Linked DNA regions of Homo sapiens: region 2 is linked to region 1. A link is a contact called in ENCODE Hi-C or POLR2A ChIA-PET data. All regions are on one chromosome and are shown on one strand. Each heading gives the region's core, a stretch centred on a gene start or an enhancer-like site at or near the end of the contact. The rest is flanking DNA. Distances are from core to core; before and after follow the strand shown.

Region 1 (6,272 bases), core at 3,773-6,272:
TCTTATCTATGCAGCTGAGGGGATGTCTTAGTCAAGCCCCCTTATCTCTTGAGCAACTTCCCTTATCTATGCCTGCAACTTGATTTTTTCAGGCTGTTCTTTTGTTTGAAATAATTTAATCTTATTACTTTTTATGGCTGCATTATATTCCATTTTATAGGTGCACAATTTTTAGCCAGCCTTCTATCAACAGACATTTAGGTTGTTTCCAGTCACTTACTTTTACAAATGTTGCTTTAAGGAATAACCTTGTATGTAGGTTATTTCTCCTTATTTTATGTATGAGGAAAATGAAACAGAAAGAGATTAAGTTGTCTAAAGTCAGTCATTGGCAGAGTCTATGTCATTAGTAACACTACTAACACTCAGTTAGTAGAGTGAGACTTGAGTGACCTGTATAGTCTTCATTATGAGACTGGAGTGATCTGAATCTTGCTGAGGGACCCCCACAAAATTTACTGCACATTTCCACTCTTCTTAAAATTTTCACCCTTACACATTTATTTCCTAGCATCATGGTTAAAAGCATGGATTGTATAGCCACAATGCTAGGTTGTATTTTCCACTCCATTACTTATTAGCTGTTGACATTGGACAAGTCACAACCTTTCAGTGCCTCACTTTCCTCATATATAAAATAGTTCCTCATGGTGTTGCTAAGGGCATTAAGTGCCTGCCACATGTTAAGGGCCATATAAGCACTGACTCTTATTAGTAGTGCTCTTATCATTCTTTTGGCTTGTGGCTGTGCTCCATTATTAACATTAAAACACAGCCTGAGAGCTATCTCCTATTTCATCAGTAGTTTACCTTTTATGTAAGTGAGATCATCAGATCACTTCTTGATAGGAAATTAGGGCAGATAATTAGGGATATGTGATATCCCTTGATATGTGAAATGGGGCCTAAATGAAAGGGAGTTTCTGAAGATAACTTCACCCACTTCACAGTTTCATTCTGATATTCCTGTTCACATATACTTAAAACAGTGAGACCCACAAATATTTCCTGAACTGGATTCATTGTCCATAACCCCTCCACCATTCACCATCCTTTACCAACAAAACCAAACCCCATCTTCCTCTCACAAGCCCACATCACATTCAGGTGGATCAATTAACACATCTCAGAATTATCCTTGACTGGTCTCTTCCACATCATCCACATCAAATTTCTTATCAAGCCCTGTAGATTATTAATTCTTAATAGTTTTCATCTTCATTCCCATCCCTTTTTCTCTATCTCCTTTGAGATTGCCTTAACTCATACTCATATTTCTGTGGGCCATTGCAGAACTTTGGTTAGTCTTTCCCACTCTCTCTCCCTCCCCTCCCTCTCTTTCTCTCTTTGCTCTGCAAATATGTATTGAGTGGCTGTTATTTATCAGGCCTTGAACTGGCACAGGGATGCAAAAGTGAATAAGACAGAGGGATCCTAAAGCCAACTGCAACCTTAACGTAATCCTAATACTCAATTCATGAAATTTTTACTCCAAAGAGAATCAGGTATTAAACATACAGTTATACAAATAATTGGTTCAGGATAACAGGAATCTCTGTTTTCTGCTATAGTCTCTCCCTGAAACAGAGAGATTATTAGCTCAGGCTTTATGTCTGGGTGGTGAGGGCTTCCTAGTCTCAGAAATGCATTACAACCTTTGCTTTAGAAAGTCTCTGTGATGGTAAGAACTGGAGTTTGGAGGAGAAGACGAAAGGAAGTGGCCTGACCCTAACGGAAAGGAGAATGCCTGAGACTGTCCTGGATAGGGACTTGGGGGAACAGGTTTGCAGTAGGTTCTATAAGGCTTTGGGATGTTATCACACTTTTGCATAGTTTTCCAAAGACTATGACACTTGCAGTGGGAGAGGCATAGGTAGATGTCTGTGGTGGCCTGGCCTGAGTGCTCTGGCCCCCAAAGCAGTGGCAAGAATTCCTTGTGGAGGACCTGTGGTCAAAAGAGAGAACTTTGTGGGAGCATCTCTGCAGTCTGCCAAGGGCAGTAGGGCCTACCAAATTCCAAAGGACCAGCCCAATGACCTGAGGGACCAAAGACCAGGCCCTCCTCCCTTTTCATGGGGCTGTGTAAGCCCTAGGGCCCTAGTTGGCCTGCCACTGGGTGAGTGTGGTGGGGTGTAATAATTGCAGTTACCTCTGTGTAAGACAATAAAAAATGGTGGCTCCACATGAACCTTATTCCATAAGCTATTTCTATATGGTTAGTTAATTTCTATTCTTTTTCTTAAAAATAAACCAAAAAGGAGTTTTTTTAAAGTCACAAATTAGTTGTGTTATCATGTACATCACAAATTCCCTCTGGGACTCTGTTTCCTTATCTGTGAAATGTGGGGGATGATGTTGGATTTCTGTTCCAGCTCTACTATCCCAAGGTTTTATGTTGTCTCATCCAGAGAACAGAATAGTTAATACAATGACTTGAGAGTTTCTTTCTTTGCTTTAATCATGTTGATTACACTCCCAGCAAAGAAAATGAAAGCTGATGAGATCTATCTACATCACCAAGTATCAGAGTTTATATAATTCATGCTAATTTCTGTAAACTCTCCCTGTAGATGAAACATGCAGTTAGCAGTGAAGTTGAAGCAAGAAATGCTATATCAAGAGCACATGAACTGTCTTTGTTTGAGGCAGATCATGTGAAGTTGATACCGAGATGACTTTCTCACGTGTGACTGGTGACACTGGAAAGAGGAGGAAGGAAATTTTTTGACTTAAGAGACTCTTTATGCTAAATGAACAGGAAAACTCCCCTTCCTCCCTTGAGTAACATGAATCTTACTTGCCACCAGGCCTTTCCAGATGGGGAGTGAACAAGGCTTCATTGGCAAATAGCCAGCTTCTTCCATGGACCTAAGGGGGTTGTTAGAGAATATGCTTTATTGATGTGGCATTTAATTACAGAAGTAGGTATTTTGAGGGAGGAGGGTGAGTAGGAGGAATCAATGTAATTTTTCAACTGGAGAAATAGATTGCTGGATGAGACAGTCATGTGTATTAGAGGTATGGACTCTGGAGACAGACTGCTGTGCTCTTAGCCTGGCTTTGCTACTTACAAGCTCTGTGACTTCGGGCAAATTACTCTCTGTGCCTTATATGTAAACTGGGGACAATAATGGTATCTAGCTCATAGGAGGATTATGTTATAAAGATTAAATAAGTTAGTATTTATAAAGCACATAGAATAGTGCCTGACACATGGTAAGAACTTTACAAAAAGTGTTTGTTGTTGTTGCTGTTATTTTTACATGCCAAGGCACACATATTGACTCAAACTTAGATATTTAAATCAAACTTCAGAACTCAGCTTTAAAGCAGTTCCATACCATATGGTAATAAATTCATCTGCCCGTTATGTGGTTATCAGAGTTAGTTAGATCACTGCAGATTTCTTCTGAGAACCAGGTAAAGAGGTTAAGAAAGAGGAGCTATGTAAGAAGGAAAATGTTGTGGACAGCCAGAAGAAATGTCTTATAACTGGTATTGTAAGTAAGAAATTTTCCAGCCAAACTTTTTCAAAAAAATGATACTGAATTACTTGATAAATCATGTTCTGGGGTTTCTCTAACTTCTCCAGGTGGATTGGAGTAGGTGTGTGTCTATACACCACCAGTATCAAGTGCTTTCAGCTTTCCTCCAAGATGTAGAAACATCAAACAAGTGCATCAAAACTTTTCAATCTATTTTTAAAAATCTAGTCATGTGAGATTATGAAGTGTGAACTCTCATTCATTTAAAGTAATTACCAATTTTTACATATATCCTTAATTTTTATTTTGACATGTAAGATTTCTGGATTTTTTTACTTGTCTTGTTCCCCTGGTCCACAGAGTATAAGAGTATAGCTTGCATTTGGTTCACCTGGTGAATATATGAACACAGTTTTTCATGTGTTGATTTTCTCTAAGATTTGAAAAACTATAGCAAGATTATCTGTAAGATTGTGCCTAGTTGGTGACATTTGGAGGGATCCTTCTTTTTTGAACTCTTTTATGCTTTCTAAATTTTTCAAAAATGAACATGCATTTTAAACAATTGAAATCTGAAAAAAATTAATGTTTGCTATTTGGCTTATATTCTTTTTCTTTTTCTTTTGGTTTATTTTGGCTTATTTTCTTTAAAAAGGAAAATAAATTAACTAGCTTGACTGCCTTCCAGAAATAACCCAGGGAATAAATACATGAAGTCAGTATTTTTTTATTGCCTTAAAAAGAAAAATTTTGCAATTACCCAATTCAGTTTTTTTGTCCCCCCAACACAGGGTTTCACTCTGTTCCCCAGGCTGGAGTATAGTAGTGTGATCATGGCTCACTGCAGCCTCAACCACCCAGGCTCAAGCAATCTTCCCGCCTCAGCCTCCTGAGTAGCAGGGACTATAGGTGTGACCACCATGCCGGCTAATTTTTATCTTTTCAGAGATGAGGGTTTGTGTTGTCCAGGGTAGTCTTGAACCCTTGGGCTCAAGTGATCCTCCTGCCTCGGCCTCCCAAAGTTCTGGGATTACAAGCGTGAGTCACCATGCCTGGCCCCAAATCTTGACTCTAGCATAGGTCCTTGGGTGGTCATCAGTGTTAAATTTCATGATGTGTCAGAAAGACCTTATCTCTATTCTTTTCGAAAATGATTCCACATCACTCTGAGCAAGTCTGGTCCTAGATAAGTAGACAATCTCTTAGATGAAAAGATCCAAGATACTAGGCCCAAAGTGCTGTCAAACAGCTTCCCAGCTGTTTGCTATACTGGACCTGAGGCTATGGAGATCTAGGATTAAATTCTTCAAAGAGAAAAATGGAAATTTGGAAATTTGGATATCTTACCATACTCTGTTTTCTCTATGTGTGAATGTATTTAATTTAGGCTTTGCTTTTTCTCTCTGTGTGAATACGTTTAATTTATGTTTTGTTTTGAATGATATTTCATCCTGAAGTCACGTGATAACATGCAGTATTCAAGATTCTCAGTTCCCCTTACTGCAAAACCACAGTTGCATCTTCAGAAACTGACCTAAATGAGAACAAGGTGATGTAAGAAGACAAAACCTGGATTGAGGTTTTGCAAGATATTAGCAAGTTTCTCAGAGGAATCTCTTTTACAGTCCCAGAGTGAAATTCTGGATATTTTAGCCAAGAATTATTGGCCCCTTGCACTTCCTTATTTTACCAAGGCCCTTGACAGCTGAAAACTCCCTGCAAATCCAGTACCTACTACATTTCACACAGCATCCCACAGTCCCAGAGAGGTGCAAGTGGCTAAGTCTTGATCCCAACTCCTGGAAGCTTACAGTCTTGTCAGAGAGACAGTTACATGGCAACAACTGAGGAATTCTTGAAAAGCAGATCAGGGCTGGGCACTGTGGCTCATGCCTATAGTCCCAGCACTTTGGAAGGCTGAGGCAGAAGGATTGCTTGAGTCCAGGAGTTCGAGGCCAGCCTGGGCAATATAGTGAGACCTTGTCTCAAAAAAAGAAAAAAAGAAAAGCAATCAAATCAGCCCCATTGAAAAGATTGTATCAAGATTGCCTATCCATTTGGGTTTCCAAATTCAGCCTAAAACAAAAACTGTATCACTCTACCCACAATACTGCTGATACCAAACGTATTTTGTTTTTCCACACCAACAACCAGTTCTCCAGCTCTCCAGACACCAGCTGGATGTCCTTCAATTCAATTCACTCACTTCTGACCCTGTCTACCTGGGATCAGCATCAGACCCCACAGGTTAAGGGCTCTGTTCCACAAGACTTCTCCCACTTCAGATGTCAGTCACAAATGGTGAGTCCCAGGTTACTCACGCTTCTGTCAAACTTGGCTACAAGTTGGGCATTCCCAAGACCCCTTCCTTACATTCAATAATTTGCTATAATGGCTCATAGAACTCAGATGCTTTAACTTAACATTTACTGGTTTATTGTAAAGGATACAGATGAACAACCAGATGAACAAGTACACAGAGCAAGGTCCGGAAGGGCCGCCACTCCCCTTAGAGTTGGGGTGCATCACCCTCCTGGCATGTGAATGTGTTCACCAACCCAGAAGTTCTCCAAGCCTCGTACATAGTTTAGGGATTTTTATGGGTGAGCAAGAACTCAGAGTAAGAACTCACCACCGAGAGGATGGCACTAAGACATTCATGAGGGTTCTACTCCTATGATCCAAACACCTCCCACCCAGGCCCCACCTCAAACACGGGGGATTACATCTCAACGAGATTTGGAGGGGACAAACATCCAAACCATATCACCAGGCAACTGTTAGAAT
Region 2 (6,272 bases), core at 1,414-3,913, 260 kb before region 1:
ATGAGAAAGCAAAATCTTTATTTTTTTTCTATTCCAAAGATTCACTCTGATTCAGCCTGACTAGTACTGACAGTTTATGGAAAATCTCAGCTGTTCTCTTTCTAGCACCTAGATACAGATATGAGCATGGCCCCTTCTCCTCCTCCAGATCCCCAGTAAAACTTCACCCACAGCAGCTTCTTTCTCCCCACTGGAGAAAGAGTGGGGAGCCCAAACCCCTTTCTTTTATCTAATCACCTGGCCACAATTTATCCCCCTTTGTTAAAATGATATATAAGCTCCAGGTCTAACTGCTTCTTTGGCTCTTCACTTCTTTTCTGTGAAGCCCCCATTTATGTAAAAATATTAACATCCATAAAATGAATGCCTTTTCCTCTGTTCATCTGTCTTTTGTCAGTTTAAAGCCTGTCTGGAAGACAGAGAGTCTCACCACCCTAGAGCAGTGCTACTCAGGGTGTCTCTGACCAGAAGCAAGGCTACATCTAGAGAGCGTGTTAGAATTGCAAATTACTGGGCATTCTAGATCTACTAAATCTGAAATTCTGTGGGCAAAGACCTGGGATCTGTTTTCATAAGCCTTCTGGGTGATTCTAACACATGCTCGAGTTTGAGTACCACTTCCTGGAGAGATGGGCAGGGGGTAGTGGGAGGGTAGGCACGGAGCACTTGTTTAGGACCCTTGCCAGGCTCTCTAACTCCCATCTGCCTGGCTTTCCATGATTTCCTGGTCCTTGTTTCTCCAGGCCAAACCACATTTAGGAACATACACAATCTGGAGTGCAGAATTCTTTGAACTTTATCTAGGTGGCTGTTTCTTAACCAACAGAGCATAGTTTCTTACAGGATATGTATGGCTCTTCTGGGAGATCAACACTGAAACCCCAGGGCATCTCTGAGCACAGCAACAGGACAAGAGAGAATTTAAGTGACATGGTGAAGGGGATCAGGTTATACCACCCCAAAGTATGCCACCTTGGCATATGATTATTTTGGGCTGAAAGCAATGGAGAAATAGCAGTTGTAAGAAGAGCTCTCTGCCCTTTCCTTTTCTGCCTAGAAGCAGGACATAAATTTCCCTTTGTGAAGGTGGCATAAATTTCCACCCTTCTCCTGTATCAGAATGAAGAAAGTAACCTATCACTAGAGACAGAAAACTGGCACTGAGATGAGTTGGCATAAAGACACCTTACTAAAGCAACCCTTGCTTTCCATTACTTTCCCTGTATACTTCCTAGTCACTTTCCTACAATTTTTCACCCCCAGAAGCCCAAACCCGTTTCCTTTGTCCATAAAATAGATGCTTTTTCCCCTGTTAATCTGTCTTTTGCCAGTTTAATTCTCAGGCCCCAGACACTGAACCTAAGAGGGCAGAGGAAAAGGTTTTTGCTGGTTTGTTTGTTTTCTCCCCTGTAGTGAAAAGAACTAACAGGTGAGATGACCCTGTAGTCAGGAAAGGATTTTTATCTCATTTACAAAAACATGTTTCAGTGTGATGAATTGAATCCTATCAGTTGCTGTTATTAATTTTTCTATATCTTCCCTGATTTCAAAAAGCATGTTTGAGGCAGCTTATTAAAATACATACAAGGTTAAAAAAATAGATAGCTATCCTTAGGATTTGCAAGGTGTTCACTTAAAACATTCTTTTTTTTTTTTTTTAATGAACATTCTCATAAAACATTCTTAAAATGGTTGGCTTCTTTGCTGATATGGCAGTAACCAAAGATTCCAGTATTTGAGCACATAAAAAATTCTGCTGCTATGGTGGGGTACAGTGGTTCACACCTGTAATCCCAGCACTTTCAAAGGCTGAGGCAGCTGGATTACTTGAGCCCAGGAGTTCGAGACCAGCCTGGGCAACATGGCAAAAGACCATCTCTACAAAATATACAAAAATTAGCTGGTGGCAATGCCTGTAGTCCCAGCTATGAGGGAGGCTGAGGAGGGAGGTCACCTGAGCGTGGGAAGGTCAAGGCTGCAGTGAGCCTTGATCATGCCATTTCACTCCAGCTACATGACAGAATGAGACGCTGTCTGGAAAAAAAAAACAAAAAAACAAAAAAAAACACTCTGCTGCTTACCTGTGCCAGAAATAACAACATCTAAAGTGAATACTTAAGAAAAACTTAATGACTGCTTGATTACCCTTAAGATTCTGCATTCTTTATAATGTTCTTTGCATTTCAAAAGCAGCCTATTTATTGCAGAAATTTACTTAACCTTTTGCTTTACTTGAGCATGTATGTATGTTGCTTAGATAAAAGTAATGACATAAACGTCTATATAATCTTAGATTTCATTTTTACTTTGAAATGGGAGCTTTTTTATTTATAAGGTCATGAAAAACTAAGTGTTTTTATTAAGAAATGAGATTTTTTAATGGCAGAAAAAATGACTTGTTGACTCATTATGAAATCAAAATCTCTCCAAGCTTTTAAAAAACTACTTCAAGCCATTCGTTAAGTAATATTCCTTTGTAAATCATCTTAGATTTAGTATTATAGTGTTTTCTCAATTTTTATGTGTGTTAAAATCAATTTTGTGGGGTGTATGTGTGTGAAGGGGAAAGGTGACTCACAGTCACAGTACCTAGTTTTGCAACTTTCAGGCCTTGGTTTTGTAGCTCCAGCTGCCACAGACTTAACAGCTAGACTGATTCTGAGTAAGAACAAAAGGGTTTGACCATAGAAGGAAGTTCCTTTAAGATCCTTGTGAAATGGTTATAATAAGCAGGTTGACTCTTGCCCCTTGGAGAGCACCACCCTGTGTAAGGCTGATATGATCACGAACCCTCCCTCGCCTCCTCCCACTTCTATATATTATCTGTGTGCATGTGTTTCTTCTCTCCATCTTTCTTGCATGCTCTTTTCTTTTTCTCTGTCTGACCCAAGAGAAAGAGAAATGTATTGATGAAAAGTCTTTAAATAGTGTAATTAATTCATTTATAGCATGTCAGAATAAATCAAAAAAGGACATTTCTCTGTAAAAAATAGGTAAACAGAAACAAATGAAAGAAAAGCTATGACAGGAAAATAAGGTATAGCAAATGTATGCCATAAGGTGCTGTATGACTGCTAAAGGTGTGCCTCAGATTTGGCTCTGAGCTTCCTAGTAGATAGAGAAAAGAGAAGAACAAATCAATTACAAGATGCACTATGTTCACAAATTGGAAACATCTTGGAGGCTTTGCTTGATACCAGCACAGCATAGAGATGTTGGGCCTAAAAGGGCTAACATCTTCAGATTTTGTTCTGAAGGGTCTAAAAGAGGGAACACAGTGTGAGATCTTTGGGAATAAGTCAAGGGAGGATGTCAGGGCATGGGCAGTTCCTGGATGGGGGATTGAATTGAGGGTGAGGTAACTGATCAAAGCTCTGGAGTTTTCAAAGGATGCAACCTTGTTCCTCATTCATTCTCTATTCTTCAGAGTCCTGCCCTACCTCCTCAGAGCTTGCAAGCTAGGACATGGCCAGAAGGCTAGGGTAGAATTACAGGGTGGCTGCCCTTTCAGGTATAGCATTTGGTACCACTGTTCACAATGGCCATGGGTTTCCAACTCTGACTGCACATTAGAATCATTTGAGCCATTTTCCAAAATTATACAATTGCCTGGCACCATCCAAATTAACTGAATACTGGGATTGGGCCCAGGATTTTTTGTTGTTGTTGTTTTTGGGTTTTTCTGATGCTTCATCTAGTTCTTATGTAGAGTGAGAGTAGAGAACCACTGACAGTGAGCATTTTCAGAGGTTTACGAACTTCACGGTATCTCAGAGTCACAGGAGGAACTTGTTAAACATTCAGTTTCCTCAGCCACATGCTCCCTCCCAATTCCCCCAACCACCCCAGAAGGCCAGGGAATTTTCTATTTCTTTTTTTCTTCTTCTTCTTTTTTTTTTTTTTTTTTTTTTTTGAGACGGAGTTTCATTCTCGTCGCCCAGGCTGGAGTGCAATGGTGCGATCTTGGCTCACTGCAACTTTCACCTCCCAGGTTCAAGCAGTTCTCCTGCCTCAGCCTCCAAAGTAGCTGGGATTATAGGTGCCTGCCACCATGCCCAACTAATTTTTGTATTTTTCGTAGAGATGGGTTTCACCATGTTGGCCAGGCTGGTCTCGAGGAATTCTCTATTTCTAGCAAGCACTCAGGGTAATTCTGATGCCGATGATCCACAGAGTCACACTAGTCCACAGAGTGTAAAGGGGGGGAGACCTGGGCCCTGGCCTGCTCTGATAACAGCAGGCTGTGTGACCTTTTGGGCCTATTCCTTAAACACTCTGGGTTTGTTTCCTGATTGGTAAGAAATAACCTGTGGTGCCTACACTGCAAGGCCACGATTGAAATCCACAATCCCACCATGGATATGATTCTGTGTTCATTAATTTCGAGTCTGCTTGCTAAGAGCAATAAGGCATGTGTGAGTTTGGGGCATGGGTGGAAGAGTGCCCTTTGGCCTAGATTTTACTGTCTTGTGTCAAGATTTGGGTAGATTTATATGTGATCCAACTGGTAGGTAGCTAAACTTACCACTGCTAGCACAGGCTCTTCTATAAGAACCAAACATGCCAAAAGTGTGCTAGAACAGAGTAATTTATTTTAATAACACATGTGGCTCTGAAATAAACTTGTTATAACAGCATGGGTTTTATTAACCAAGAATCACAGGACAACTTATTGAAGTGAGGATATCACTTGGTGATCTGAGTCTACAAATACCACCTTCTGAACAGTGACCAAACCATGACTTTGTTTATGGGAAATGTCCAATTAGTGTACACAGAACCACACCAAGTGGTGTGGGAAGAGAGATGAAGGAAGTGGGCATAGCAAGGAGCTGGGGTTGGGTTCGGGCTCTAATCCTGGCCAGGACCCCCTGTCTGCTTTGGCTAAGTCAGTTCTCCTCCCCCGGACCAGGTTGCTCATCTGTAAAATGAAGGTGCTAGATTAGTATCTGTAGGATCCCTTCTCTCCCCTACAGGCTGTAAAAATCAAACTAACTGGGCCAGACGCAGTGGCTCATGCCTGTAATCCCAGCATTTTGGGAGGCCAAGTTGGGCAGATCACGAGGTCAAGAGATTGAGACCCTCCTGGCCAACATGGTGAAACCCTGTCTCTACTAAAAATACAAAAATTAGCTGGGTGTGGTGGCACATGCCTATAGTCCCAGCTACTCGGGAAGCCCAGTCAGGAGGCTTGGTTGAACTCAGGAGGCAGAGGTTGCAGTGAGCCAAGATCGTGCCACTGCACTCCAGCCTGGCGACAGAGCAAGACTCCATCTAAAATAAAAATAAAAATATAAATATAAATAAAAATAAAAATAATCAAACTAACTGTAAAACTAAAGTACAAAGTGGCTTCTCCACTTGGTTTCCTCAGCTAGGTCAGAACCCCCATCTAACCATAGTAAGCCACATAGGTCCCTCCTCTTTCAAGTAGCCACCTGCACTCAAACCAACACCCCTGTGAACCAGTCCTCACCCACTCACTCTTTTAGAAAGGTGATATTCAACTAGCCTCACTAATAATTTCCAGCACAAATAAACTTTGCAGTCTCTATGTTGCAGTCCCTATGAAACCCAAATTCTAGCTACAAACAACCTTCAAACAAGAGGCATTTTTCAGGGTGGAGGTAGAGAGAGGTCATTTAACTCAGTGGTAAGCATTCAAGCTCTGAACATTAAAAAATAATTAGTTCCCTAAATCCTTGTAGAAAACCAGAAATGGCTAGCCATGACCTGTAAATGAATTATTGACAAAACCACTGAGACTTCTTTTCTTTCTGCCACTCCTTGTATCTGGATGTGTATTAGCTTCCTATGGCTGCTCTAAGAAATTGTTGCAAACTTAGGGACCTAGAACAATACGAATGTATTATCTGACAGTTCTGGAGTTTGGAAGTCTGAAATGGCTCGGCAGAGCTGTGTTTGTTCTGAGGGTTCTAGGCGCAGATCCACGTCCCTGCTTTTTCCAGCTGCAGGAGGCTGTCTGCATCTCGTGGCCACTCCGACCTCCTCCATTATCTTGTCTCCTTCTCTTACTCTCCTACTTCCCGCTTTCCTTCATAAAGATCCATGTGTTTACATCAGGCCCACCCAGATAACTGGGATAATCTCCCCATCTCAAGGTCCTTAAGTTAATCACATTTGAAAGTCCCTTTGCCAAGTAAAGGAATACGTTCAAAGGTCTTGTGGATTAGGATGTGGACATCTTGAGGGGGCTGTTTTTCTGCCTACCACACAGACTCATCTTCAGATCCCACCTCAGCCATTTAGTG

Evidence for each region. A loop is a pair of places that touch in the nucleus more often than their neighbours do. ChIA-PET counts read pairs that join two places held with the same protein, here RNA polymerase II (POLR2A). Pooled maps may share reads with other maps.
Region 2: a loop to region 1 is called in a pooled map, with 2.8 times the contacts of the local background. The contact joins two enhancer-like sites. A Hi-C loop is called at or near these places in 1 of 50 pooled maps. POLR2A ChIA-PET finds 5 or more read pairs at or near these places in 3 of 52 experiments (activated B cell, activated CD4-positive, alpha-beta T cell and naive thymus-derived CD4-positive, alpha-beta T cell).

The regions. Positions count from the first base shown.
Region 1 is chr9:5,592,846-5,599,117 of GRCh38, reverse strand. The region is part of intron 1 of INCR1 (interferon stimulated noncoding RNA 1); the gene reads left to right. Among named protein-coding and RNA genes, the nearest start is that of RIC1, 33 kb to the left of the region's middle. RefSeq lists an enhancer at 4,847-4,966. Within about 2 kb of position 5,022, at least 3 of the 41 ENCODE cell types and tissues checked have a DNase peak (open chromatin) inside an H3K27ac peak, as active enhancers do.
Region 2 is chr9:5,848,047-5,854,318 of GRCh38, reverse strand. It overlaps a transcript of ERMP1 not described here. Among named protein-coding and RNA genes, the nearest start is that of ERMP1, 18 kb to the right of the region's middle. RefSeq lists a silencer at 438-487. Within about 2 kb of position 2,663, at least 5 of the 41 ENCODE cell types and tissues checked have a DNase peak (open chromatin) inside an H3K27ac peak, as active enhancers do.